2 separate regions of the Mus musculus genome follow, and region 2 is linked to region 1. Evidence: chromatin loops called from intact Hi-C (ENCODE). Cell type or tissue: heart. All regions are shown on one strand. Links, peaks and the distances in the headings refer to the core of each region. The heading gives the core; the rest is flanking DNA.

Region 1 (15,764 bases), core at 4,644-12,643:
CGTATGCAATAGTGCCTGCGTTCGGTGGCTGATTATGGCCAGATCAACCTTTTGATGCCTACGTTAACCGTAGGGCCAAATGATGCCGCTCACAGCCTTTTCCTTTCCGGGAGAGGAGCCAATGTGGTCACTTTCCGTGTTCAGTGGTCACAGGTCTCATTCAAACATAGTTCTTGATTCTTGTTTTTGGAACTATTTTCTTAAGAAAGGGTCTCCTTAGGTAGCTGAGGCCAGCCTCAAGCTTGAAACCCTTCTGCCTCAGCTCCTTTCTTGTCAGGTCTCTGGGTACAAGCCATGCCGCCACACCCAGCTGTCTCCATTGATGCTTTTGAATACAGCCCCTGGCAGATTTTTATAGCATGCTTTTATTTGAGCTTAATTTTTTCTTGATTTTTTTCCCCTCTTGTGTGTATGGTGTGTGTGGTAGGATGTGTATGTATGTGTTCACGTGTGTGTGTGTGTGTGTGTGTGTGTGTGTGTTTGTCCTGTGTGTGTGTGTAGACCTGAGGTTATACTGAGAGCACACGGTCCTCCTGATTCTCTGAGGCAGGGTCTCTCTTTGATGTTTCCTCAAGATCTGATTCAAGATTGGACTCTTACCTGAAAGACTAATTAAAAACACGACCCTGTGTTGTTCTTGGGGTAATGTGTCCATGGGCAACTGGGGCTCCCTCTCTTCTTACACTTAGGTTTAGACTAGACTTTGACTGTGGCGGGTCCTTGGGGTATCCCATGTGACACCATGTTTAAACGATGCTCTCACTGATCCCTCTGGTACGCTTGTTCTCAGTGGTCTTGGTAGGTGCTCTGACCCCTAGACTATTCTTAGGACTGATTTTAGATCACAGTAGATCAGAGGGCTTCTTTATTTTGTTCAGAGTGCACTCAGGCATTCCAATTTTCATTCCATCCATGGAAAATCCTTACAATGGCCTGCAAAGCTTCCTTGTCTGGCCCCTTCCCTCCACCTTGCTGCTTACTGGAGTCTCACGGGATGGTTGGCATAGATCTGCCTCAGGGCCAGAATGTAGATGGTACATGCTGAAACTTTGTTTCAGGTACAATTTCTGTATCCTTTTATCTCAGCTCTAGGAACAATCTCTGTAACTTCTTTTTGGCTTTCCTTCCCCCCAGTCCTCCTTTCTATTTTTATCTATTTATTTATTTTTTTGTTTTTTGAGACAGGGTTTCTCTGTGTAGCCCTGGCTGTCCTGGAACTCACTTTGTAGACCAGGTTGGCCTCGAACTCAGAAATCTGCCTGCCTCTGCCTCCCGAGTGCTGGGATTAAAGGCGTGCGCCACCACGCCAGGCCCAGTCCTCTCTTTGTAGCGAGAACAGCCTTTGTCTGGTTCTGATGCTCAGATTCAGTTCATTGCCATTCCTTGTTATCCCTCTGGAGCCAGGAGCTCAGTTCCAGAACCACAGGACATCAGGTTCTCTTAGGCAATGGGAAATCAAGGCTGGGAACACATCCCCTTTGACTGTAGCTAAGGGATGTTTTGGTGGGGCATTCTAGCTGAACACAGATGTAGGTGACCAGACACTTGGCTCGGCTCTTACTGATTGTTGGGTCCTGAGTTCTGTGCCTTTCTGGAAAGGCACTGCTATGCCCTCTAGTCAATCTAAACAAAACAAAACAAAACAAAACAAACCCATCCTCTAGAGCAACCCTTAGGCTTTGGGAGGGAAAGAGAGGGCCACAGGGAACTGAAGGCAGAGAGTAGGGACAACCTGAGTGGAGAAAGAGTTCACTTAGGGACTTGGTGGTGATAGTACCCAAGGGTCCTTCTGTCCCTACAGGGACTTGTTTAAGAAACACGAGGAGTGGGAAGGAAGCAAGATCCTTTCTTCAGTTAGTTCAGTTGTTAGAGAGCAGGCAGCAGGGTCTGGGATGGGGAGAAACCGCTCTCCAGGGAAGTCCTGAGAGCATCTCCATGTCTCAGGCAGTGCCCTCCAAACCTCAGGTTCTGTGTTGGAAGTTTGATGGAGCAGAGCTGGGGCAGTAGAGCAAATGGCTTGGCTCTGCAGGGTGAGTGGGGAAGCACACGCGTGCTCCCTGCTTTGAGCACCCAAGGCAACTGAGGCGCTGGCTGGCAGAACCCAGCTGCTATGTGTGTGAGGGTAGAGCTTTGTGAAAAGGAGCCAGATAGATCTCGTTCCATCCACCTGCAGCCCCAGCTTCAGTTAGCACCACTGGCTCAGAGTAATGCAGTCATGATATCAATGTTACCAGTGCAGAAATGAGGCTTTTGTTCATAACTTTGAAGTATTGGTCCTGAGAAGGGCTCTCCCCTCACAGTGACCCTCCTGATGGGCACCGGATGGGGGCATTTCTGAAATGCACGTCCTGTTTGCTGGGCCAATCAGCACACCGAGTGTGCGTCTGACCACTCCTCTCTGTCCACAAACTGTTCGCTGTTGACCTAAGTCAAATTTCCTTATAAAATGATTGTTAACTGAACCACATATTTTATGTAGTCAGGATCACAACCATTATGGAGTTCTGGTATGTTTGGAAATTCTTTTTATACCTTCTAAATCTATGTCAGTAGAGTTTTCCTCCTTCTCTGAGAGGACACATTCCAAGATCCCTAAGGGACATCTACAACCTCAGATACTACCAAATGTAATGTGTTTTCTTATGACAATGGTTAATGTGTAAATTAGGCACAGTAGGAGATTAAGAAAAATGGTCTGGAGAGATGGCTCAGCAGTTAGGAGCACTGACCGCTCTTCCAGAGGTCCTGAGTTCAATTTCCGGCAACCACATGGTGGCTCACAACCGTTTGTAATGGGATCCGATGCTTTCTTCTGGTGTGTCTGAAGATAGCTACAACATACTCATATAAATAAAATAAATTAATAATCTTTGGACAAAAAAGAATAACTAAAAGTAAGTAGTAGTTTTAACAACCTAACAATGCACTATAATAATTGTGTGGATGTGGTACGGGTCCCTCAAAATACCTTGTTCCACTTTTCACCTTTTCCCTTAAAGGGGATTGATTATTTTGTAGCCTTTAAAAGGACATCTAACTTGCCAGCATTGCTATTTGAGCTGTGAGACCATTAGCAAGTAAAGATTACTTGAACATAGGCACTGGGATACTGGGATGTAAGGTTTGATAACTGAAACAGCTACCAAGTGACGTCAGAAGCATATGCTCTGTGGACACATGTAGAGAGAATAACTTGTATATTGTATGGATGCATCACCTGTCAATTAAAAAACCCGTGGCCTATAGGAAAGGGTAGAATAGAAGGTGGAACATCCGGGAGGCAGAGAGAATTCTGGGATGTGAGGAAGCACATGCGTGTTCCCTGCTTTGAGCACCCAAGGCAACTGAGGCACTGGCTGGCAGAACCAGATGCTATGTGTGTGAGGGTAGAGCTTTGTGAAAAGGAGCCAGATAGATCTCCTTCTAGCCAGGCACAGGGTATCACGTGGGAAGAGGAGAGGAGACAGAGGTAGCACAGGTAACCAGCTATATGGCAGAATGTAGACTAGAATAAATGGGGTAACTTATGATCTAGTCAGAGAAAAGGCTAGCAACATGGCCAAGGTATTTTTAAACATATTCCAAGTCTGAGTCTTATTTCTGGGAGGAAGAATGGAGACATAACTTCTACAGACAGGTATTTTGGACATATGCACTGTAGGCACACATTTTACAGAAGGGTGACTCATAGCTTGGGTTGTGTTTACCGCTCTAGAGTTGGTGGAACCTAGGAGAATGGGGTTCATAAACGAGGTGGACTGAAGTCTCCTGCAATAGCCAGCTTTATTCAGAGCACCGGGCAGTTAATCCTCTGAGGGTTAAGAAGAGTCATCTGACTAAACTGTACAGTCACAGCGGCAAGTCACACATGGCAAAAACAAGTTTTTTTTCAAGAGACACATAAACACGTAACAATAGCCAGTTGTAATGAATAAAGTAAACTTACTATATTCCGATGGGCAAACCTGGGAGGGGCTCAAAAGCACAACCCAAGAACAACTCCTTGCTTTTGAAGAAACTGAGGTCACACGACTCTTGTCTTGTTTTCTTGGAGTTTTCTCACAAGCACTCAGAATTCCCCTGGCATGACTTCATTCGTGCACTGTGTTCTGGCAGGGTGGGACAGTGGAGCGTCACCAGACTCCATCCTGCCACTTGGAATGGGGCGTCTATGTCCCATCTGCCTGCCTCCAGACATGGTGCTGTGCACATTTGTGCTGCTAACCTGTTGTCAACTGCAATTGCTGGCTAAGGGGAGAAAAACGCTTGGATAATGTTTTTTTTTTTTTAAAAATAACAGTAAATATTTAAAACACAAATTATTTGTTTCTAGAAATTTCTATTTAGCATTCCCAGAATGTCATTGGCTGTGACTGATGGTTTAGGCAGAAGACATTACTGTAACTATATTTGGTTGTCTGGCCCCCAGAGTCTTGCTAATTTTAGGCAAATGGCATTGCTAAATTTAAAGTATCCCCAGGAGGTAGTGGCATGCCTTCATCCAATGACTCCTTGTTATGTTTTAGGTCAGAGTCAGGTTTGTGGAATTTTCTGTAAGGACAGTAAAGGTTTGGTGCTCAAAGACAACACCAATACCCCGCCCTCCAGGGCGTCTCATTTTTACCTGGTGTTAAACTATGTGAAACTAAAACACACAGTTTTCATTTTTTTCTACTTAAGGCAAAGCCACCCAAACCAACTGTTGTAAAACTTGGTCCTGCCACTAGATGGCACTATGATCCTATTTCTCGAAGCCAAACGAATTCCAGGGCTGCTTAAATTTTTTCCCTTTTGCCTGAGAAATCTCTACAGAAATCTTTACCTCCATAATACCAAGTATTTCCTGATAAGTCATAAGACATTTATGTTAACAATTCTTTGATATATATAATCGTATCATTTACTACAGAGGAAAGCAAATTTGCACATCAGTGGGAGGGGTGTGCTTGTTTATTTTTACAGCATACTCAAGTCTTGGCAGGATATTTGATACTGCAGGGTGTGGGGCATTGTCACACTTTTCAGAATTTATTGGTGTTTTGACTTTATAATCCACCTCGAGTTGCCACTTTATATAAAAGTGTAGTGCAAATGGGAGAACTATGCTTAAGAACTGCAACTTCTGCTCCAATCACAACTAAAATTCATTTGACAACCGTTTAAACATGAAACTCAACACAGCACCTCAGTACACACACACACACACACTCACACACACACACTCACACACACACACACTCACACACACACACACACACTCACACACACACACTCACACACACACACACTCACACACACACACACACTCACACACACACACTCACACACACACACACTCTCACACACACACACTCACACACTCACACACACACTCACACACACACACTCACACACACACACTCTCACACACACACTCACACACACACTCACACACACTCACACACACACTCACACACACACACACACTCACACACACACACTCACACACACTCACACACACACACACTCACACACACACACACTCACACACACACACTCACACACACACACTCACACACACACACTCACACACACACTCACACACACACACACTCACACACACACTCACACACACACACTCACACACACACTCACACACACTCACACACACACACACTCTCACACACACACTCACACACACACTCACACACACACTCACACACACACTCACACACACACTCACACACACACTCACACACACACACACTCACACACAGAGCATCATGGGGCTACTGGAAGTTGGGATGGTGTGGAAGCCCGTTCTCTTCTTCCACTGTGTGGGTTCTGGAGACTGAGCGCATGTTGTTTTGGTAAAATGTCTTTACCTGGCATCTTGCCAGCCCTCAAACAGCAATTTTAAAAACCAAATGTTCTGCTCTAATAGTCAAACGCTATACTCATTTGATACTTACAGGATAAGGAACAATGGCAGTGAGATACTAAAGTTTCCTGTGATTAAGTGATTATGTTTGTAGAAGAGCAGGATGTTTGTATGGATAGTAAAATGCCACCATAGCACACGGGAGTCTTGAAGTGAACCCAGGTGTCCCAGCTGTGTTGTGGGCTGTGGCTGTGGCTGAGGCAGTAGCTGTGGCTGAGGGAGTGGCTGTGGCAGTGGCTGTGGTGGTGGCTGTGACAGTGTTTATGGTGCCAAGCAAGCTGTTGGTTCAGAGGTGACGTTGGCAAGCGCTGCCAGGGCTGCTCAGGTTCCTTACAATCTCCATTATGAATGAATGATTATCAATATGTGATAGGAACCCTTTCACAACACCTGTGCTAGTTCTGTGACTCCATGTGGAGCTGTGACTCATAGTTGTTGTTTTAAAGATTTACTTATTTTGTTACATGAGCACACTGTCGCTGTCTTCAGACACACCAGAAGAGGGCATCAGATCCCATTACATATGGTTGTGAGCCACCATGTGGTTGCTGGGAATTGAACTCAGGACCTCTTGAATAGCAGTCAGTGCTCTTAACTGCAGAGCCATCTCTCCAGCTCGTGACCCACAGTTTATGAAGCTGTGCTAATGTGCAAATTCTTTAAAAACAACCTATATCTCTGTGATAGTTTGTATATGCTTGGCCCAGGGAGTGGCGCTATTAGGAGGTGTGGCCTTGTTAGAATAGGTGTGTCACTGTGGGCACGGGCTTAAGACCCTCTAGCTGCCTGGAAGTCAGTATTCTGCTAGCAGCCTTCAGATGAAGATGTAGACCTCTCAGCTCTTCCCGTGTCCATGCCTCCTGGGTTCCGCCATGCTCCCACCTTGATGATAATGAACTGAACCTCTGAACCTGTAAGCCAGCCCCAATTAAATGTTATAAGACTTACCTTAGTTGCTAGAGAGTTCAACTGCATGCTTAAGAGATGCCGCTGAAGGGGAAAACTGGTTCTGGAGAAGGAGGGGAAGGAGGTGCAGCCTCTGGGAGTGACAGTGCTGACAAGAAGTCTCAGGGTCCTGAAGGCGGTGGCAATGCAGTAAAGGTCAGACACACTCTATGTGAAAACCATGGGGGAATCATGGAAGCCATGGAAAAGTTAAAGTCTGGGATGAGAGTCAGTGAAGTGGCCACACAAAATAGTGAAGATAAACCCAGACAGGGGGTGACTCTGGTTGGATGACCAGAGGCTCCATGGTGGGGTCATTTCAGGAAGCAGCGTTTGCCTTGCCTACAAATGGGATGGATAACCCTGTAGTAACAGACCCACCTGTTAAGACAAAATTTGGATATCATATTATTATGGTTGAAGGGAGAAAATAAAATCACACGAAACACTGGAAAAAAAAAAGATTGCCTTAGTCATGGTTTCTGATCACAGCAGTCTCAAATATAATCAAAAGCGTAGTTTCCACCTCAAGCTGTATTCAGGCTGAAGGGGACGTTCCTCTCGATTGTAAGGATCGAAATGTCCACCCCACCCTGCTTCATGTATTAGCTAGTCAAAGTAAAGTTTGTTTTTCTAACATAAAATTGGGCTAATTGTAGTGATAATGCAGGCAAATCCTTTTGATGAAATGATACAATATAATATCATTAATATAATTACTGACATTTATTTTGTTATAAGCATTAATTTTTCATAATGCTTTATAATTACACAGGGCATTATGTGTTCATATTTCCTTGGTCTTTCTCCCAGATGTTGAATAATTGGTTCAATTGAGATGGTGAAATTCTCGATTTACATTTATTCTTTACCCCAGATCAACGTGTATATATTGATCACTAGTTACTAAATGGAAGCTCTGGCCAAGGGACAACAAGGTTTGGATGGGGGCTTATGGATAATAAACAATTTAAGAAGGAAAACACCTACAGTTCATATTGATAAAACATTCTGTATAATTGCCTTTGAATATTCTGTTTAGAACACTAATGAGAGTAACCTCATTAGCTATTAATTTGGAAGCACAATTTGGCACCCAATATTCTGTGGCAGGTTGGCGTGCTCCGTTGGCTTTGCCCTTATTTGTTGGGAAAGGCTCTTGCCTCCTGTGCACTGTGGCATATCCTATGAACCACACTACCCGGCAGCCAAAGGGTGATCAATTTGGACCAAAGTTGTGATTTTTGAGTGTCTAAATGGTACCTGATAAAAAGCCATTGGGGTCAGGTGGTGGCTATGGGGTGAGCGAAGGGTGTGGGCCTGCGTTAGTAAGTTACCACTAGGTGGCAGGCCAGGTAGGCATCAGACAGAGGGGGTGTCCCCTGGTGGAGACTAGATAGAGGGCTGTCTGCAAAGTCTACTCCCTCGATATGGCAGGAACTCTGCACCAGTGTGTGTGTGTGTGTGTGTGTGTGTGTGTGTGTGTGTGTGTGTGTGTGTCTATTGCAAGGGGAAAGGCGAATGGAAGAATGAGTGCCCAAACCCCAAACAAAAAGAGGTCCCTAGCATAGCTGCAATGAAACTGAAGCCCCCACGAGGGCTGAGGCTGTCACCTGGGAGACAGGTCAGACCGAGCACCGCCAGGTTCGGTCACAATTGGCCCTAGGAGCCCATCGTCAAAATAGATGCTGGGCCCAAGCAAAGATGGACTTCATCTTTGACACAGGAGCAGCCATCTCCATGGTAACCCCTCCCACAGGGAAGCTCACCAAAGACGCATCGACATTGTTGGAGCCTCCAGGCCAGTAGGTAATACTGATTCTGTGAACCATGGGATTGCTCTGTGGGAGACCACTCAATAAAACTAACTACCCCCCTTTGGGACCCCGTCTTCTCTCCTTCAGATGGTGCATGGACTAGGAGAAAGCCAATTACTGTCAGTCCTTCAGCCATCACAGAGAAACGCAGCGGCACTGAGCCCTGTCCCAGGAAATTTGCAACAATTGGCATGCATAGCATATGGATGAGTCCCCTGGAAGGAACATCACTGTGGGGGAAAATACCGGTCCTTCTTAAGAAGCTGTGACCGTGTGGACTTAACTTTGCCAGGGGCATAGGACAGTGCACCCGCGGAAGGACAAGGGGTCTCCTTGTCAGGGACTAGCCCGGAAGCGGGACAAGAGATACTCTGAAACTAAAGATAACAAAGTTAGAACAGGGGTGGTCCTGGTATCTTTGGGTTGGGATGTGTGAAGGCAGGGATGAAACAGACGGATGGACCCTCAAATGGTTAGAGCTTCCGCCAGTGCCTCTATGCCTGAGAGCGAGGTCAATTGGCTCCACCCATGAGCCTCTGCTCCATCCTGAGAAAAAACCAGATTTATCCAGATTTGACTCTGGCGCCCTCTAGTGAAAACGCTTCAACTTGCAAGTGGCTTGGTGGAGTTAGAACTGGGAAAACGGTTGGTTGCTAGATCTGTGTGAAGACCAGCCAGGCAACTTAACCCGTGCTGGGGTCACTAGCCCAACTCTAGAAAGCCAAACAGTCTTGGACAGCCCTGCTGACTCCCGCCTGACGGGTCCACATGTCCAGGCAGGGGAAGCAGGGGAAAGCTGCACCTTGGTGACTTGAACCAAGGCCTAAATGGCACATGCTTCGATTGTGCAGATGGAACCTGTTACCCAGTGGGGGATGGCAGGATGGTATTCCTGACTCCAGACCTAGATATTCTCCTTGTACCAGAGGTAGACCAATATTAAGGCCCTCATCACCGGAAAGAGAGGAATCCCATCTTACTCTCAACGTTATTGGAGATGCCCCTCAATGGCGCTGCTGTCACAGGAGCAACTAAGCTCAGGATCCAACAGGTCGGGCATAGCCAGCTGTCCAATCAAATCGAAGAGGGCCTCAGGCTAGGCCAGCAGAGTTACAGTCGCCTTGCAGAACTAGACAGAAGCCTTACGAAATCATAGCTGAAAGGTGACATAGGTGTGTCTTCAGAGGAAAAGATTGCTGTTTCTGCACAAACCACTTAGGGATCGTAGAGAAAATACCACATGGCTGGTGGAAAGCAAGGTCGGAGACTCGACAAAAGGACCTTCCTGGGGTGGTGACACCTGGACCTCCGGGAGCCCATGGCTGCTTCTGCCTCGCCCCTGGGTATGATCCTCCTGGCTGTCCTGTTGGGTCCATGCCTAACTTTTGTCACCAGAAACAGGAGAGCAACAGATAGACTCCATGCCCTCCACCGGCATCAGAGGTGCCTTGAGAAGGGTCACAAGGGATTCTGACAAAGGAGAGGAGAGAATGGGGTGGAGAGTCCTCAAACTGCCATGTGTTAAAACAACGGAAATTCCCCAGGGCTCGAGTTCCACTGAGATGTCCCCTCCTGCTTGTGGTTATCTCCAGAAACAGAAGGCACGGAGGAGGTGTGGTAAGTGACTTTTCACACTGCCCTGCCACCCCTGAACGGACATGTTGGCTTGCTTCCATACTCCCACCTAATAAAGGATATTGGACCCAAGACTTGGGGCTGACACCACTACAGTGTGGTTTGGGGACCAGTGTAGTGAACTCTCCTTTCCCCAATGGAACACGGCTATGGCTTGGTGACTCAGTTTCCTAGAAATTTCTGCCACAATAACACCATCTGTCTTAGTTACAGTTTCTGTTGTGGTGATAAAATACGTTGACAAAAGCAACTCAAGGAATGCGGGGTTTATTCTGGCTCAAAGTTCCAGCGACCAGCTCCTCGTGGAAGTCCCAGGGGGGCGGGAACTTGCAGCTGCTGGCCCTGTTACACCCACAGTCAGGGAGCAGGAACCCCGGCTGCTCAGCTTGGTTTCTTTTCATTCAAGACTCCAGCCCTGAGAGTGTTATCTCCCAATTAGGCCAGGCTTCCCTACCTTAGCCAACCTACTCCATCGAATCCCTTGTAGGCACGCCCATAGCCTTTCGTGATTCTAGGTCCTGTCAAGTTGACAACCAACGTTATTGCTTTGTTACATTAAAAAAAAAAAAAGATCGATTTATTTTTAATGAGTACACTGTTGCTGTCTTCAGACACACCAGATCCCGTTACAGATGATTGTGAGCCTCCATGTGGTTGCTGGGAATTGAACTCAGGACCTCTGGAAGAGCAGTCAGTGTTCTTAACCTCTGAGCCACCTCTCCAGCCTGCTTTGTTACATTTTGAACATCAGCATTTGCTTTGCTCCCAGGCCTCATCTCCTGTGTCTCTGGAGGTGGTGGAGTTTTATAAATTGTTAATCTGCCTGGAGTGGATGCCCTGGTCCGTAGTGTAGAAGACTGGGTGTGAGAACTTCTCATGTTCTTTCCCTCTGCCCTACAGATGCTTCGTGCACCATTTCAAGATTCGAGGCAAACTTGGAGGTCTGGCTTTGTGGGAGTGAGGAATATAATAAACCTATGAGCTTTGGGGGTTGTCTCACACCACGGTGTGGTCTCTTGTGACTAGGGATCACTGGGAAATACTGAGTGAAGACATGGAGACCCCTGTACCCCTTTCTTTCTGTCGTGGTTTCCACTGAAGCAGACACACATCATGTTTAAACAAATGGGCACACCTGTGTTCCAATAAATCTTATCAACAAAACTTGGCAGCAAGTGTGGCTTGTACTGTAGTTGGCTAATCTTCGCTCTAGACTAATACTTTGCTCCCTCAGACTTTCTTACAAATATTCCAAATAACGAAACCTGAAAGGCATTTCAAGTAAGAACAGAAATGTGCAAGACTGTCTGCTCTCACTCCTCAACACAGCGTTTAAGACCCTCCAGGAACTGCTGTCTTCTAGTTTTGGATAATTGTCTGCAGCTCCATCATCTTCAGCATACCCTGGTCTAGGTTACCCAGGAAAGTAAGAGACCCTGGGTTTTGAGTTCATTTTGGATCCCAAAATTACTGATGTTTTGTAAGATGTGGACTGGGGACTTGGCTCTGGTAAAGAGAGGAGCTGTTGGTCTCTCTGCCCTCTGGGTGACTGGGTGAGCAATCTTGTCAGGGAGTAACTCCGGTCCAGCAGGTGGGCACAATTGAGATGGAGTTTTAGCTCTTCGAAGCCAGAAGATGGGAAGGTCATCTTGAAGGGAAGTTCCATGGACATAGGAAGCAAACAATATAAAAATAGCTTCAGCAAGTCCCTGAAACTGACCAGGTTCACCAAGTTCCTCCTTCTCCAAGCGTAGGTAAATGGTAAAGCCTGCTGCCAGTCACTGCCAGATGAGTCAAGCTGCAAAGGTTGAGGTATGCCCAGCCCCCTGGAGGAAGCTCAGACCCACTGAACCTCCTGGAAAGACTGCACACTGACCTGCTGAGCTGCCTGCCGGCTGTGCAGTGTGTTCCAGGACCGCAGCTGGTAAGCTCGTCTCCTGGGCTGGGTGGGTAGGTATGGGTTGTGTCTCCCCAGGCAAAACCTGTCACGCAACAAGAAGTCATTCCTGGATTTTATCTTTCCCTTGAAAGTTCAAAAATTTAAAAAGTTCAAATGTCGGCCTGGGGAGATGGCTCAGTGGTTAGGGGCACTGACTGCTCTTCTAAAGGTCTTGAGTTCAGTTCCCAGCAACCACATGGTGGCTCACAACCATCTGTAATGGGATCCAATGTCCACTTCTGGTGTGTCTGAAGATAGCTACAGTGTGCTCATATAAATAAAATAAATAAATCTTTAAAAAATTTCAAAATGTTAATACATTGCAGATTTAAATTTCTCTTTTTTTTTGGTAAACACCATTGAAAAATTAATATTCAAAATTTTCTCCTTTTCAAATTCCTTTACAAAGGACTTAAATGGGCACAGTCTTAGGTTCTTTGCTGTGAAAAGACACCATGACCTTCCTTTTGTATATTTAATAAACAATCAGCATTTATTTCATGCCAACAACAGCTCTAAGCATTGGGACATCATGACAGTGCTACAGTTACGTACCCATTTTGCAGGTGGAAAGACAGAGGTGCAGTTAAGTAACTTATCTATGGTTCCACAGCCCAGTGGAGTAAGAAGTATGATGTTTAGGAGTTGCTGGCTCTGGCCTTTGCTCCATGCTATTCATAAAGCAAACCATGTGGCCAGCTGAGATGTAAGAGGTGTGTGTGTGTGTGTGTGTGTGTGTGTTAACTCCATCTCTCTCTAGGAAGACCTGTGTAGTCACACTGGGAAGGGCAGGGATGAAGGCCTGGAGAAGTATGATGGTTCAGGAATCATCCAGCACACAGGGAGCATAGTGTTTGAAGTTGTTGCTGCTAAGTTTCATCTCAGTGTCAGTGGATATTTGCTGCTGAAGGAATGGGGTGTGGCTAGGCAGGGGAACACCAGGTGTTTAGGAAAAGGCCCCATCGTGGGTACCATTGTCAGACTTCCCACAGAATAAAACCACCCAAGAGGATAGACTCTGTGGAAATGTTCACAAACGTCGAAGACTAAGAAGGCATTATGGCTCATTTCTTGGCTTCTAGTGTTTTTAAAGAGGAGAGTAAAGGAATCCTTTTAGTTACTGGTTAAATGAGAGAGCAAGGAGGGGGCCAGCCAGAAGAGGTGCAGGGTCTTCTGATAGGGGACTGTTAGCCACCACATGGGCGCTGGGAATCAAACCCGGTCCTCTGCAAGAGCAGCCAGCGAGGGAGTGCCTCTCACCACTGAGTTCTCTCTCCTCCACCAGTGTCAGAGGGTTTATTTCACTTATGGTTCCTAGACTTTTTACAGACATGTAAAAGCATGCACAGGTCTAACGCGGGCACACACACACACACACACACACACACACGTGCGCACACACACGCACATAAAACTGTCCAAAAGGCTAAAGAAGGGTAATAGGAGAGGTGAAAAAAGGAGAGTAATAATGTCAGCAAGGAGAATGTTTGTTCCCAACATACAGTGCATAGTTATATGAAAACTACACATGCATACACATGTGCATGTGCACACACGGCCACACACACATGCACATGCATACACGTAGGCACACACATCCACACAGGCACGCACATACATCCACCCAGGCACACACACACACAAGCACACACATGAACACATGTATATGCAGGCACACACATGCACACACATGTACACATACATACACACATGTGTAGTAGCAGTAAGATTGTTAATCAGATGAAAGAACTTGGTGCACACGTCTGATGACCTGAGTTTAACCTCTGGGAGACGTGGTGGAAACCAAGACCTGAAATTTGTGGCACACAGTAAAAAATAAAAAATTGCAAATAGGCATTTGTCGGTGGAGGCACAAACGCCAGGAATTGGAGATAACCCTAACAACAGCCATTTGCCTCCAGAAGCCCAGATCCCAGCCTGGGATAGGCTACTACATTCTATTAGAGTGTGGCAGACTATAAACTTGATTTTTTAAAAGTGTGGGTATGGCAGAGGTCACAACAAATATTGGGTTAAATAATATCAAATTTCTGCTTCGTTAGTCTAATAATCTCTCTATATTCATGGAAACCAACCGTAAACATGGATCATTAAAAAAATTGTAAGTGGGGTAATTTGGTCAATAATTTAAAATGGATTTCATATTGCTCCAGGAAAAGGAAACCTATAGGCGGGGAGTGGGTAGCTGGGAGTGTCCTTGAGGTCTTCCTTGGCTTCCCTGGCTGTTTTCTCCTCTCTTGCTGAGCCTCTCTGCCTTGGCATGAACTTCTTTGCTCTGCCCCACTCTGCCCTGAACACCACAATGCACTAGAACTTCATAAACCACAAGCCTGAGTAAACTCTGGTTGCAGAGACAAAAACCCAACAGCAACGTAAACGGACCTCAAAGCACCAAATTGTTTATCTTGAACAAGATGGAAATTAGGCTGGGGAGGCAGGTCTGTTAATATATTGCTCGCTGCGTGAGTACCAGTGTTTATTTTCTAGAGGACGTGAGGCCTGGAGGAATGGATCCAATAAATGAGATAGACTAATGTCTCTCGGAGTAGCCAGCTTTATTCGGAGTTTCAGACTATTTGTACTCTTGAGGGTTAAGAGGAGTCACATGAGTGATTCACACAGGAGTCACATGCGTACACTCACAAGGACCAGCTGCATCTGGCAAAAACATGTTTTTCTAATGAGGCACATAAACAAATGACAGTAGCCAGTTGTAAGAAATAATCGGAAGTACACTCACTCCTATCCGCTGTACCTGGGAGGGGCAGGGAAACGCATGCTAAGATCAATTCTGTGTTCGGAAGAAAACTAGGTCACAAGACTCTTTCTTGGCGTTTTGTTTTGGTTTTTCACAAGCACTTAGAATTCTCCTCACAAGAGTGCACTCTTGGACTATGTTCATGCTCCGCAGCAAGATGGCACACCCTTGCAATCAAACCCTGGGGGAATGGAGACAGGCAGATCCTTGGAACATGGAAGTTGGCTTGCCTAAACTAAATTTCAAGCCCCAGCCCAGTGATATGTTCTCGGCTCATAAAACAGCGTAGAGGACACCTGAATAGAGGCACCTGAGGTTGACCTCTGTCCTCAGCGTGTATGGGTACACAGATGCACCCGCTCACACACGAACACTCTTGTACACACAGAAAACAAGGAGAAAACAAGTAATTTCTGCCTCCTAATTACATTCAAGCTGTAACTGCAAAGTATACTTCGGTACATTGATCCGTGCTCTGACAATGATCTCAAAGATGACGGGGATCAGGGCTGTGGCTGAAGATCTGGGTGAAGGCTTTGTGTGGGGCACTCCAAGGACATTTGCCACCAAAAGCAGCACTGATTGAGTCTTCTCCCTGGCAACAAAGTACTTCTTATCCAAACACTTTACAAGATACTAGAACATCTTGGACTCCGGGCCAATCAGCAGATTCCTAACACAATCCTCTCTTTCATTCCACACACACTCCCTAAGCCTGTTCTTGTAGGA
Region 2 (15,764 bases), core at 4,161-12,160, 490 kb after region 1:
CTCCTCTGGCCAGGTGTCCCAGGAGCTGACTCGGAGTTTCAGACTGATCCTCCCTAAGTCAGGGTTGTCACGGACCAACAGCCCACTGTCAGTGGCTTCCTCTGAGGAGCCCAGATTGCTTCCCAGGGAATTGAAACATTTTATTCCAAGGTTTTTGGACCTCTCAGTTGTTTTCCAAATTTCTTTTCCTTCTGATTACATACAATGCATTCAGTCCCTCCAGGTACCTATCAAAGCCATGTGTGCAAAACGTCTGCTACTGTTTTCTTCAATATAATCTCAGTCAGCTGGGGCCTAAATGATAGCAGAAGGGAGAGTCTTTTCCAGCCAGTCCACCTACCAATACTGTCATGGCAAATAAACCCCAGGCCTTATGCTGTTGAGTAATAATCTAGTTAACAATGATCCAACACGATTTACACACAGAGACATATAGACACACACACATACACACACACACACACACACAGAGAGAGAGAGAGAGAGAGAGAGAGAGAGATTCAAATGGTTGAAAATTTAATCTTAAAAGCTGTCATTTGAAGTAGTTGTAATACTATGAAGTTTGTCTGCAGGAAACTTAGACTTTATTGTGAAAATTATTAAAGCTTATTAAAAAATATTGAAGAAAGAAAGAGAGATGTTGATGAAGCAGAAGAGGAAGAGAGCCAGGTATACAGGGAGGTCATGTCTGCACAGAGGAAAATTCAACAATGTAAAGATGCCACCTTTCCTAAAACTGCACTTCAAAGGAAGAAAATGCATCCTAGAAGTTGTCCGTGAGCTGCTTTGTGAACATTGGTGAGTTTACTTAAACAGATGCCGAGTAAAGATGGCTCATGCGTAAGTATGAAGGAAGAGACACAGTTCTTTTTTGAGATATTATAAATTTTAATTACTGGGAATAAAGTAACATGACATTCGTGTAAAGACTCCAAATGGAGAGCCCTGAGAGAACCAACCAGGCATACACTGAAAAACCCATACTTTCCAGAATGGAAAGGAAAGACCGTCAATGATGGACTTAGAGGGGAAATCGGTAATCTAAAATTATATTTAACTTTAAGTGAAAAAGCAAAATTCTCTAAAACTTTTAGAAGTAATAATATTTATTTATTTATTCATTTATTTATTATGAAGCCATTTGTTTATTTATGACTTAAAGTCTGGAAGCTACTTTTTTAATCAAAGCAAGTGAGATGACTAAATACAGACCTTTAACTTGCTACTTTTTGTTTATCAAAATATAGCACATAGGAAGTGAAAGTGGGAGCTAGCTGCAAGGTCCTACAAAAGTACGAATCCCACCATGAGGCGCATGCCTGTCACACCAGCACCTGGGAGACGGAAGCAGCATTAAGAGTCTGGAAATCTCTGGTGATAAATGTCACCCAACAAGCCCATGCCACCTAACCCTTGCAGAACAGCCTCCCCACACAGAACCAAGCATTCAAGTGTATGAGCCCACGTGAGCCGTGCTCATTCAAACCACCACATGATTCATTAAGGCCCTTCTCTGAATGATTAGATAAAAGCAGGTGGGTGCATGTTACAGTAATATAGTCCTGTTATTATAGGTTGATGAATAAAATAGTTCAGCCTCCACAAAAAAAAGAAAGAAAGAAAGAAAGAAAGAGAGAAAGAATGAAAGAATGAAAGAAAGAAAGAAAGAAAGAAAGAAAGAAAGAAAGAAAGAAAGAAAAGAAAAGAAAAAAGAGAAGAAGGGTTCAACCCCAGGCTCACCTACATAGCAAGTTCTAGACCAGACTGAATTGCATAATGAGTCCTCATCTCAAATAGACAAAAAAGCAAAACACGGTAACTGCAACACAGACATAAGAAAATGTCAGCGTGGCTTTTAAAATGACCAAAGATTGGACATAGGGGCCTGGCCAATGGGACAGCTTAGGGGAAATAGTTCTTGACACCACAGTGGCACGAGAGAACCAGTTCTCACCGGTCCTCTGACCTCCGTGTATACGCATAGTGGTATCCTTAGATCATCAATCCCTCACAGCCATACAAATACACACATAACAAAAAATGAGTACACGTGCAAGCTCTGACTGCTAGTTGAAGTATTTATTAGCTAATAGAAACTGAAAGCCAGGGACCAACCACGTGTGTCAACGAAGCAGGGGGTGATAGGCCACGGAAGAACTGCAGTGTACAGCGTTAGTAAGCATCACAGCTCCACAGCCCCAATGGGGGAGCAACCTCAGGCGCAAAATGTTGATTTAAAAAAGCAAGCTTTAGGAGAAACCACATCTACAAAACATCTTGTATGAATTTTAAATGCTATATTCTCTCAGATACATGTTTAAAATGCATTACAACTAAAAAAAAAAAAAGCAAGCCAAGGAAAATATAAAAACTAAATGAATACCTGGTACAAGAAGTATGGTACCTGTTTCCTAAAGTTGTACAGGCCGGAATTTCTTTCCCCCTGACTATCTTACCTCTGGTCTGTTACATGCTGACAGGATCCAGTGACATTGAGAAAAGAAAAGAATGAAAAGAACAGCAACAACAACAAAAGCCAAACAAACAAAACACCCAGACCCACTGAAACCTGCAACGAAAATCACTGCAAGTCCTGAGATGTCAGAGTTTAAGTGTCCCTGTGATGACTGTTTCCCCAGATGAACAAATACACAGTCAGTGCAGGGTTCTTTCTGTTTGTCCTATTTTGTGATGGGATTCTTAACTCTGTTTTGAGTACATCTCCGTGGCTTAAAATATCTTACCTTCAGGCTTACACTCTGGTTGGGGAACCAGACTGTTGACCCGAAGATAGAGGGATGGATCTTTCTGAATAGGTCCCCCGCTGGGTGGGAATTATATCGGAAAATGAAATCGACCACACTTAGATAGCCTTTCGATGAGAAACGGCCTCCGAGCCCGAGGGTCATTAGACCCATCAGGGAAAAAGCTAAGTGTGGAATCATATGAAGCTAGAAAAATAAAGCAGTCCTTAGACAATAACAGATCAAATGTTCACCCTCAGGTAGTGGCACGAAGTAAGGTAGCAAATCCAGAGAAACATTTACTGATCTCCCGCTGGAGAGCCCACCCCCGCAGCCTGGCCTATGGGCGAGAGCCGTGTGCAGTCATTTTCTCCAACTGCTTCCGTCCCCACCCGACAGACGCAGCTTCGCCACCGACCTTTGATTTATACCTACAGCATTTTTCCTCTCTGCTGGCGGCATCCTTATTCTTTGCTTTTTTTTTTTTTTTTTTAAATAGAGAGTGCTTTCAAATAACTTTAACAATATTTGCCTTTCACAGTCTGAAGTCTCTTCTTATTTTTTTTTTTCTTCTCTTTCTTTCCTCTCTTTGTGGAATCCTTTTCAATCTCTCCTGGCTTGAGTTATTTCTCAGTGTTGGCTGACCGTCTACTGGGTAGACCCACATGTTTCTCTGGAGTCTCAATGTGTTAACCGTTCTTAAACACAAACACACAGATGCGCCTCCCTTCTCTTCCAGTATGGTGTCAGTGCTCCAGTCTTAAAGACTTTCATGCTTTCTCCTTAGCTCCTATATTTTTAAAGATTAAAAAATAGATCTTTTTTTTAACGTAATATGAAATTGATTTTTGCTTAAAGAATGTTAGGATATATTCAGGTCCAGAATTAATAGAGAGATATGAAATATTTAAAGTGCTTCATTTAATTTTAAAGGCTCTTTTCACAGATGCATCAAAATGCTAAATATATGCCCTACCTTATACCAGACTGCTTGACCAAAATTATCCCAACAACTATATACAGCAGAGTATCTTCTGGAAAGTAATGATCAGGTAGGTTTTCTATTTTCACCCATGTCATAGCCTTGGGTCAAGTGACATCTAGTCAGTATACTCTGCTTCTTCAACTGTATTAAAGTATATTAGAAATTGGAACATCTATTGATCAATATGAGAAATAAAATAGAGACTTTATCATATAGGATTCAGCTGCTGCCAATTTTAGAACAAAGCTTGTATGGATATTTGAGGAACAGGAAGTGTGAGCACCATCTATGGTTCATAACCATCCATGTGTCGCTTTCCTGCTGCCTATGTTTCAGGCACTTCCTATGCTGCTGTCTCCCTCTACTGATAGTTTCCTTGTTTGTGTGTGTGTGTGTGTGGGTGGGGGGGGTGAGGAGGAGATGTCACTGTTTTTTCCAGGGCTCCATGTGATCTGGCCCAAGCCAATCAGAACATGTCTCAGATGCAGTGACATGTGATCTGGCCCAAGCCAATCAGAACACTCCTCAGATGCAGCGAGGAAAAGAGGAGATGATGTTATCAGCTACGATGAGAAAAATAGTTGGCATTTCCTAGAACTTCCATTGGAGCACCGTGTGCCTCTGTGATGGTTAATCATGGAGATCAAACTGACTGAAGTGAGCGATGCCTTCAAGCTTAGGAAAGCCACCTCTAGTACCTCTAGTACCGGTGAGCATTTCCACCGGGGAACAGATCACGAAAGGTCTGACATAATCGACGGTTCATAACTAGCGTAGACAGACAGATGGCTGTCTCAGTAAGGACAGCAGGCCAAACGGGGCACCAGGGCCAGTTTTGAAAATCTTGCCTTGCCCTGGCTCTTTGCTAACTTTACTCCCTTCTGCCTTGAGTTGAAGAGCTCCGCTCCCATGATTCCTCCTCACCATGGTGGATGGAAACCTATGAATCCATGACTAAAATGCATCTTTTCTATGTTTTTAAATTAAAATATAATTAAACAATTTTCCCTTCCCTTCCCCCCTCCGACTCCCTGTTGCTCTCTCAAATCTATGGCCGCTATTTCTTTTTTCTTTTTTCAATTTTTTATTAGGTATTTTCTTCATTTACATTTCAAATGCTATCCCGAAAGTCCCATATACCCTCCCCCTGCCCTGATCCCATACCCACCCTCTCCCACTTCTTGGCCCTGGTGTTCCCCTGTACTGGGGCATATAAAGTTGGCAAGACCAAGGGACCTCTCTTCCCAATGATGGCTGACTAGGTCATCTTCTGCTACATATGCAGCTAGAGACATGAGCTCTGGGAGTACTGGTTAGTTCATATTGTTGTTCCACATATAGGGTTGCAGATCCCTTTAGCTCCTTGGGTACTTTCTCTAGCTCCTCCATTGGGGGCCCTGTGTTCCATCCAATAGCTGACTGTAAGCATCCACTTCTGTGTTTGCCAGGCACTGGCATAGCCTCACAAGAGACAGCTATATCAGGGTCCGTTCAGCAAAATCTTACTGGCATATGCAATAGTGTCTGCGTTTGGTGGCTGATTATGGATGGACCCCCGGGTGGGACTGTCTCTGGATGGTTATGGCCTCTATGTCTTTCATTGTTTTTACAAATATCACAACAGCTGGGACTGGAAGGTATCAAGCTCATTTTTGACTCGGCATTTGTACCCACATTCTTGCTTCAGGCAATCTTTTTGTAGAGAATCTTCAAGGATGCTTCCTATATAGACACTGCTTTAAAAATTACCTTTCAAAAAGCCATACTCCCAGCCACTCTGTCTAAAGAATTCACCAAATCACTAATTTTCCGTCATAACTCTAGAGTTGATGTTTGTAAGTACCTACTTTCAAAACGGTGTCTCCATTTTATAGATAAAGATAACACTCATTATTTCAATGAATAAAATATCAAGGCCTCAAGAAATGATACTGGAGACAAAAAATTCAAACAAGCAACCTGGTGGACTAGCCAAAGAGTTGCAGTAAGTGGCATTCACAGGTTAGCGGTAACCAGTAGCTATCTAGTTGGACTTGGGGTCTGCACATCAGGAGAGAAATAATCCATGACACTGAAAAGCAAGCCAGCTTTCTAGAGCTAGTGATGTCACAAATTCTAGAAAAGGACCTACTACTGCCACTTTGTTGGACCAGCATAATTCCTTAGGACATTCTAAATTTTATCCTTATACCCGCAGAGAAGTATAGCTACCACCCACCATCAGAGACGCCTCTCCTTGTAGTAAATGGAGACCATCACAGAAAACCACAACTGGACACAATATAGAGATCAACTGTCCATGGGCAGCCCAGCTATAATAAATAAGTCTAGTTCACAGTTCCGGCATCTAAGACCAAGACTGTCATGGAATGGGATGTGGAATGATTGTAAGAGCCGGAACACTAGCAAGCCTATGGTAGAAATGACTCTCTGAGAAGTGGCCGCATGGGTGAGATCAGAACAATGGCAGTATCAATGGATATCTGACGTGAGAGGGGACATGAGGTCTCTTCCATAGACTAATGACTGTTGGGAGAGGGAGAAATAGCCTCTCCCAGGGCTGAGGCCCCATACTGGTTGTTCAATACAGAGAGGTGAGTAATATATACTCCACTGAGTTGTTGTTGGGTTAGAGAAGACATTGTGTTAAGTGGTGAGGACCGTCCCTGACATACAAATTGCTCCCATATACTGGATGACTACAGCTGTCATAATGATTACAAGGTTTGAAGTGGTACACTGCACGCTCATTACGGGATATCTGGTTGCAAATATCAGCTGTTAGGAATCTTGAGATAATTGTGGCAGAACACTCTCTGAGTATATTTTGCAACTCTATGACCCTCCTGAAATAGCTTGTGGTATTATGGAAGGCTCACTATCAGGTGATACTAGAATTTTTTCTGTACCCTTGAAGCCATACATACAAACAACAAAAATGGATTTAGCATATTATACTTATTTGAGCATACATACATCATACATGTATATGTATATTCATACATACATACACACATCAATGATAATCAAAGACAAATAGGCTATTAACTTGAGAGTTGAGGGGGAAGACATGGAGTGGTGGGAGACAGGGTACTTGGAAAGAACTAGAAGGAGGAAAGGGAGAGGGAAATAATGTAATTCTATTTCATCTAAAAATGTATTAGAAAATAAAAACAATAAGACAAAACAAGACATGAATGAGATTGAAATATTGAAGTAGGAAGTTTCGTCTTCATCCAAATTTAGGTCAGACCTTTATTTAGCCCTCAATTATTAAGACTGTTTACTTGAAGTTAAACACTTTATGCTGGGCATGGTGTCAAACCGCTTTAGTCATAGTGCTTGGGAGGCAAAGGCAGGTGGGTCTCTGTGAGTTGGAGGATGGACAGGTCCACAGAACGAACTCCAGAACAACCAGCAAGACATAGTAAGACCCTGTCTCCAGAATAAATAAATAAATAAATAACTTCATCTGGCAAAATAGTAATGTGGACAAGGTATTTCAAATAATAAAGTTTAATTTCTGAAAGACTGAAATGTTGCCCCCCCCCCCCCAGCATGCAGCATAAGGCCAAAGTTTAAGATATCAGAGAACAGGGTGTTAAAACTGGTCTACATAAGAGGATCATATAATGAAGGAATAAGACAGGATTGTAGATTTGTGGATGACACAGGAAACAGCATGGTGATAACTAGAGAATAAAAATAGAAATAAAAAATGTCATCAGTGTAAGACTTGTTTTTCCATGAAAGAAGTCCATTTCTTCTTAAAAAGCAAAGCTTCTTTAAAAACAAAACAAGTTATTTTGAGGTCAGGTCATAGATAAAGTATGAGTTCAAATACTTTTAACCTAATAAGATTTGAATTTAAGTAGTAATTTCATCAAATAGAAGAGTGACTCTTACTGTGAACTCTCAGGGAGGGAAGGTAGCATGGGAAGAGGTGTGATTGCAGATCTGAGTGCCAACCAGTTAACCCTGTCGGTGCCAAAGGAACCTTCTCCAAGCCTTTAGTATTTACTTCATGGCATATTTTAAAACAATTGCTTATTTCCCCACTGGAAAAAAATTAGTAATAGGTAGCTCCGAGATGGCTGGACATACTGAAGAAACAGAGAACTGAAGCAGTTAGGAAGTAGATGTGAGAGGTTCGGACTGGAGCAGTAACTTGGAAGGCAAGGATTTGATTGTAAGGAGTCCCTCAGGGTCTCATTCCACTCTTGCACTCCACCTGGTGGAGGTTTCTGGGAACTTTAGGAGGCAGAGTCCTGATGATTTGCAGAAGGTGGGACTTTGCTGAAGGTTATATGTTGTGCTTTGTATGAGAATGGCCCCCATAGGCTAATATGGCTGAATACTTCGTCCCCAGTGAGTGGAACTGTTTTGGGAAGGGTTAAAAGGTATGGTCTTGTTGGAGAAGGTGTGTCACTGTGGGTGGGCTTGGAGATGAAACACAAGCTGTAGATTACATGGGAGAGGAGGCTGCTCGTTCCACAAGGGACAATAAGTAGAAAGTATGGGAAACACTAGGCCATGTGTGTCTTAGTTACTGTGCTATGGCTGTGAAGAGGCACCATGACCGAGGCAACTGTTAAAAAAGAAAGCATTTAACTGGGGCTTGCTTATACTTTTAGAGGGTTGGTCCAGGATCATCATGGCGGGGAGCTTGGGAGAGGAGGCTGCTATATTAGAAGAGAAAATGGGAAAGTGCCTCGAACACATCCAGGGAAAATTTTCTGAACAGAACACCAATGGTCCAGGCTCCTAGATCCACTATAGACAAATGGGATCTCATAAAATTGGAAAGCTTCTGTAAGGCAAAGGACAAAACGGCAACCTTCAGATTGGGAAAAGACCTTTACCAACCCTACATCCTATAGAAGACTAATATCCAAAAAATGGGGTACAAAGCTAAACAACGAATTCTCAACTGAGGAATCTCGAATGGTTGAGAAAAACCTAAAGAAATGTTCAAAATTCTTAGTCGTCAGAGAAATGCAAATCAAAACAACCCTGAGATTGCACCTCACAGCAGTCAGAATGGCTAAGATCAAAAACTCAGGTGACAGCAGATGCTGGCTAGGATGTGGAGAAAAAGGGGCACTCTTCCATTCCTGGTAGGATTGCCAATTGGTACAACCACTATGAAAATCAGTGTGGCTGTTCCTCAGAAAATTAGACATTGTGTTACCTTTGAGGTAATTAATACATATTAGCCTATGGGGGCCATTGTATTACCATTGAGGACCCAGCTATACCACTCCTGAGTATATACTCAAAAGATGCTCCAACATGTAATAAGGACACATGCTCCACTATGTTCACAGCAGCCTTATTTATAGTAGCCAGAATCTAGAAATAACCCAGATGTCCCTCAACAGAGGAATGGATACAGAAAATGTAGTATTCACCTATTAAAAACAATGAATTCATGAAATTCTTAGGCAAATGGATGGAGCTAGAAAGTATCCTGAATGAGGTAACATAGTCACAAAAGAACACACAGGGTATGTACTCACTGATAAGTGGATATTAGGGAAAAAAAACCTTGGAATACCCATGATACAACTTATAGACCATATGAAGCACAAGAAGGAAGACCAAAGTGTGGATGCTTCAGTCTTATAGAAGGGTGGACAAAATAATCATAGGAGGTAGATGTGGGAGGGGCTTGGGAGGAAGAGTGGAGGAGAGGAAAAAAGGGGGGGATCAGGTGTGGGAGGAGACTGAGGACATGTACAGAGGGTTAGGAAATTGAACAGAGGTGTATAGCAATGGGGGATGAGGAACTGGGGGTAGCCAACAGAAAGTCCCAGATAGCAGGAAAGCAAGAGGTTCCCAGGACCTAATGGGGAAAAGATTAGCTGAAATACCCAACAAAGAGGAGAGAGAACCTATGAAGACCATATCCAGAGGTTAGGCACAGATCCTAGTTGAGGGATAGGGCTACCCACCTTTCTTAAAATTTTAACCCAGGATTGCTCCTGTCAAAAGGAAATACAGGGACAAAGAATGGGGCAGAGATTGAAGGAAAGGCCACCCAGAGACTGTCCCACCTGGGGATTATCCCATATGCAGCTACCAAACCCAGTCACTGTTGCTGATGGCAAGAAGTGTTTGCTGACAGGAGCCTGATATGGGACATCTCTGGTTCTTCCAGAGCCTTACTGACACAGATGTGGATGCTTACAGCCAATCATCTGACAGAGCAAGGGGACCCCAGTGGAGGAGTTAGGAAGGATTGCAGGAGCTGAAGGAGTTTGAAACCCTATAGGAAGAACAACAATATCAACCAATCAGACCCTTCCCCTCACCCCCAGAGCTCCTAGGGACTAAAACACCAACCAAAGAGTACACATGGAGGAACCCATGGCTACAGCTGAATTTGTAGTAGAGGATGACCTTATCTGGCATCAATGGGAGGAGAGGACCTTGGTCCTGTGAAGGCTTGGTACCCCAGCATAGGGGAATGCTATGGTGGTAAGGCAAGAGTAGGTAGGTGAGTGGGGGAGCACCCTCATAGAAGGAGGGGAGAGGGGTGGGATAGAGGGTTTGCAGAGGGGAAACCTGGGAGGGGGATAACATTTGAAATGTAAAAAAATAAAATAAATAAATAAAACTTGGCTTTATACAAAATCTGATTTCCATGGGGGTAGTTTTAAAATGAGGAGCATATGTAACAATTTGGGCTTTTCTATGGCCACCTGGATAATGACACAGATGCTTATATTTATTAATGGGTGTATATAGGCCTTAGTCTAGGCTTGCTCCCCAATGATCTCATTTATTCAACCCCACTGATACTCTTCTATGTCTGCTGTGTGGCTGGTTACTCCTCCTTAATTTCCTACACCCAACGTCCTCCTAGGTGGTGAATCTCCCACACCTGACTCCTTCCTAGAATTCTTTTTTTTTTGGGAGGTCCCACCTTACTATTCTGCTTTTGGCTACAAGCCACAGCCTTTTTATTTTAACCAGCCAGAAGGTGGTGGAGAACATTGTTTACAAAATACCAAGGCAGGGGATTCTGATTAACAATACCAAAATCTGGCCTGCAATCATATCTCTGCCAGTTCAGAAATCAGCATCTGAATAATATAAGGATAATCTTTACACAGTGCACAAAGTCGTTACTCCAACAAACCTATGTCTATCTTCCAGGTGAATGTAGGCAACACTGTGCTGGAGGTAAGCTGAGGGTTCCCCTAAGGTCTCTGCTCACTCTTATTGTTGAAGTTCAAAGCAGTTATATTCTCAGGAATATGAGCAAGGGTTCAGTCCTTTGATCAAATACATTTGTAGCAATCCACACAAACCAGGGATTTTTCAAACTCTTCAGGTGGAAAGACAAACAGCAGCCTGGGGAAGAGACTTGTGGCAATACCAAGCTCCCCTGTGCTTGGCTTTGGGTCTGAGTAACATAAAGCTGATGATGCCTACTAGTTAGTACCTTTTCATTCCTCTCTTCTTACATTTTTAGTTTATTGTAATGAATAGTAATGACTATGTGTGAGAATGTAACAAGTACAGCAATATCCCATATGATTCCAACTTCTCTGTCTGTCTCTGTCTCTGTCTCTGTCTCTTTTCTCTTGCTAACTCACCTGGTGAAACTCAGAAAGTACAGCTGGAGTCCTTCAGGTCTTTTAAAACATCAACTGGAGGTCTAAACTCAAAGCAATGTGTCCCTCTACACAACCTGAAACCTAAAAGTTTCTCAAGGCTCTTCTGTGAATTAAATGGCCAAGTTTCAAACACACACACACACACACACATGCACAAACACACACATGGCATTTGAATGAAGTTCAGGGCAGCTGAGCAGAAAAATAATAAATTTAGCAAAAGAAGGGCAAATTAACTCAGTAAAAAAAGCAGGTAATCAAACACAAGAGGGAGCAGACAATGGATTGTGGTCGTGCAGAGCTTCCTGGGCCTCTGAGGGAGTGAGAGTTGCTGAAGGTCTGGGAATAGCCTGACTTTTCAAGAGTCCAAGAAGCCAATATCAAAGCACCATGGGGCCCAGACATGACTTGTGCGGTTTTCCTACTAGCCCTTTTCTAGGGACACCTTAAAACCTTCTGATCCACCTTAAACCCACTTTCCTTTGCAAATCTGTGTTCCCATGACTTCCTCATGACTTTTGCTCTTGAATTTGCCCCAGGCTTGGGCCAGAGATTCAAACTTGCTATTTCTTTTAATTTGTACAAGAACATTCTATACCAACTCCTGAGTCTCTTGACAATACTGTTCCCATCAGCACTTAGGGTATAGACAGGACAGATTATAAATGGTACATGTCACTGTCACAACACCCACTCCTTTTTGGACATGAGGTATGCTCTCATAAACAATACAATTCTGTCCCCAGTGCCAAATTACCTTTAATTATTTTCTGAGCAGAGAATGCTAGAGTACTAGACCATGTCGTCTGTGTCTCCTCTCTAACACTCACTCTGATGGCAAGCACAGCATTTCAAGATGCACAGTGGATGAATAGCTTATAGAATTGGTCAAGTGGGAGGAAGAGATGCCTGCTTCCCTTAGCGGCTTAGGGCCCCCAATAACACTAGAGATCAGAGAGGATAGAAAATACCAGAGTGGCCACACAGAACTGAGCCGGGATTCAGGTGTGTGGTTTTCATTTTCCTTTCTGACTTCCATTATGATCTCACCCCTTTCCTGTAAGAACCTCTTCTCCCATTCCACCTTCATTCTCTTGGGACTCCACCAAATTCTAACGAAGGGTCAGCCTTCCTTCTTCCTGTGGAGTCTCTCAGCCCTCCCCTCTAGGCCATTCCTATTCCTTTGTGCCAGTCTCCAGTACCTAGAATCACTCTGTACCTGGTACCCCCAGTAGCCACCCAGAGCTGGGAATCAGGTAGGTGATTCACACCCTAGTCCCTGTTCTTCGTTAAGATCTCTCGGTTCACACTCAGCCCTGTAGCAGTCTGTTTGCTGGTGCCCTGCCTTTGCCCCCAATTTCATTCACTGGTGACTCCAACTCTTGGAATAAACCTACCGACCTCCCAACCCCTTTATCCATGACCCTCCAGATTATTCTTTGTCTTGAAGCAGCTGATTCGAAGGAATACCTTCTCCAACCATATCTCTAATTTTCTAAGGATCACTTCAGCCCTTTCAAAGAGCCTCTCAGAATTCTGTCCCCTCCCACCAATCTCCAGTCCTCTCTGTCACGGACCAACCTGAAAGGGAACTCTCTACACAACAGAAGAAAAATCCACCAAGAGGGTACTGCAATTCTAAGTATTTATACACCAAACACTAGGGCAGAGCAAGTTCATAAAAGAAGTACTACCAATGCTAAAATTACATGTTGACCTCACACACTGAGTGGGAGACTTTAATATTCCATTCTAACTAATAGACAGGCCATCTAGACATAAACTAAATAGAAAAATGCTGGAATTAAATAACGTCACAAATCGAATGGATCTAATCGGTATTTACAGGACATTTCACCTAAACACAAAAGAATATACCTCCTTCTCAGCACCTCATGGAATTTTCTCCAAAACTAATCACATACTTGTGCAAAAAATAATTTTAAAGCCATTTTTCCTTCTGGCCCCTTCATTCTCATCAATGATGATTCTGAGACTAATTAGTTATTATTAAATGCACAGGTTATAAGCTTTGGCTCATTCCTGGCCAGCTCATAACTTATTTAACCCATTTAAACTATTCTATGTCTACCACATGGTTAGTTTCCTTTCCTTCTGTCCTGGCCACTTCTTCCTTCGATTCTCCTCAGCATTTCTCTGCTGGCTTACATCCACCTTCTCAGTCTGTCTCCTGTCTCAGCTCTCAGCTCTTCCTAGGTCTCTATTTTATCTCTTACTATTTCCCAGAATCCTCTCTCCTCCTGCCAGTGTACCACCTCCTATTTACTGTCTCCTCTCATTGGCCATTGGCTTTTTAATTGACAGGTGATGTTTATTAGAGATTCTCTATACATACTTGAACAAAAAACAAGTGTCAACAGAGAAAAGAAAATCAAAATACCACTCTGCATTCTATGTGACCATTATGAATTAAAGCTGGATACCAACAATAGAAACAACAAAAATCTTACAAGCTCATGGAAACGGAATGCTCACTACTGAATGAAAAGTGGGTCAGAAATCAAGAAGGAAATTAAAAAAAAAAACTTTAGAATTGAATGAAAATGAAAACACAACATACTTGAACTTAGGGGACACAATGAAGTCCGTTCTAAGAAACTAGTTGGAAGCTAATATTAGCAACTTAATAGCACACCTGGAGGCTCTAGAGCAGAAAGAAGAAATAACACCTCAAAAGAGAGGACGCTGAGAAATAGTCAAACTCAAGAATGAAATCAGTAATTCAAAAAATGAATCAACGAAACAGAGACTTTATCTCAGAAACATCACAAGATTATAAACCCTTAACCAGTTTAAAATTTAAGTCAATGACAGAAGTAGAAGATCCAAATTAGTAAAATATGGGTGAAAATGGGGTTGGAGGAGTCACAAGTCTAAGGAATAATAAAGACATACCTTATAAAAATCTGTAGTCCATCAAAATGAAAAATCTAAAACAGATAGATACAGCTTTGATATATATATATATATATATATATATATATATATATATATATATATGATCCACTTAAACTAAATCAAACCCAGATAAGCAATGTAAACCCATATTCAACATCAACCTAACTGGAGAGAAACTCAGAGCAAGTAACCAAGAACAAGCTAATGACGTCCACTCTTCCCATACCTATTTGATAGAGTACTTGAAGTCTTGGCTGGAGCAATAAGACAACAGAAGGAGATTGAGTAAGAATGCAGATAGGGAAGAAAGAAGTCAAAGTATCTTTATTGGCAGATGATGTGATTTTCTATATGAAAGACCCGAAAAACTCTAACCAGAAAGCTTCTTCTGCTGAAGAACACTTTCATGAAGGTAGCAGCAGGACACAACATTAACACAAAACCATTAGTCTTTCTACATGCATGTGGGCTGGAAATGAAACCGAAGAAACCAGTGAAGTAGTACCTTTCACAACAGCCTGGAGTTACCAGCAAGTGGAAGACTTGTATAGTAAGAAGTTTAAGACGTTGAAGAAGACATCAGAAGAAAAGATCTGCAGAGTCCATATAGTGGATTCATATAGCAAGAATGCCATTCTATCAAAGCAGTCTACATATTAAATTCAATTCCCATTAAAATTCCAACACAAAAAGTAACACAGTAATTCTTCACAAAAATTGAAAGAACAATTTTCAGCTTTGTATGAAAACACAAAACTCAGGATAGCTAGAAACAATCCTAGTCAACAAAAGTAGTGCTAGAGGTATCACACTACCCTCAATTTAAGGCTGTACTACAGAGCTATACTAATACAAACAGCATGGTGTTGGTATAACACCAGACACCTTGATTAATGGAACTGAACTGAATTTGATATATAACTCCATACACCTATGGGCATTTAGGTTTTGACAAGTAAGTCAGACACAGCATCTTCCAAAATGTATGATGGGCCATCTGGATGGCTACATGTACAAAAATTCAAATAGATTTATAACCTTGTAAAAAACTCAGCTCCAAGTGGATTAAGGACCTCAACATAAGATGAGATACCCTGAATCTGATAAAAGAGAAAGTGAGAAATAGTCTTGAACTCATAGGCACTGGAAAAGACTCTCTGAATTGAACGCCATTAACAAAGGCACTAAGACCAACAGCTGAAAAGCTTCTGTATAGCAAAGTACATTCTCATGAGGCAAAGTGGCAGCCTACAGAGTAGGAAGATATTTTTACAAATTGAGAGTTAATATTTAAAATATACAAAGACCTAAAAAAAAAAAACCAACTAGATATCAAGAAAACAAACAACCCAGTTGAAAACTGGCTACAGATCTAGAACAGAGTTCTCAAATAATGATGTACAACTGACTGAGAAACACTTAAAGAGATGTTTAATATCCTTAGTCGTTATAGAAATGCAAATCAAAACTACTTTAGATTTCATCTTTCAA

What was found. Hi-C counts contacts between places; a loop is a spot of excess contacts. Peaks named below come from ENCODE experiments on the same cell type or tissue, not always from the same donor. Only the 100,000 strongest peaks of a DNase experiment are listed, where the experiment ranks them.
Region 2: a loop joins it to region 1, with 3 times the contacts of the local background. A loop is called at or near these places in 2 of 42 quality-filtered maps.

What each region holds. Positions count from the first base shown.
Region 1 is chr17:65,551,917-65,567,680 of GRCm38, reverse strand. It overlaps Gm35400 (a long non-coding RNA gene), which reads left to right and starts at 7,643. Exons shown (of 4, transcript XR_385703.3): 1 at 7,643-8,674; 2 at 8,770-10,025; 3 at 10,227-10,299; 4 at 11,218-11,541. It also overlaps the pseudogene Gm49866. In heart, for the core only: CTCF peaks have their summits at 4,719 (motif pointing right), 8,187 (motif pointing right) and 9,275 (motif pointing left); DNase peaks (open chromatin) are centred at 9,200 and 10,640; H3K4me3 peaks cover 538 bases.
Region 2 is chr17:65,063,503-65,079,266 of GRCm38, reverse strand. No RefSeq gene overlaps it. Among named protein-coding and RNA genes, the nearest start is that of Gm35228, 30 kb to the left of the region's middle. In heart, for the core only: a CTCF peak has its summit at 7,954; no DNase peak of the experiment used is centred there.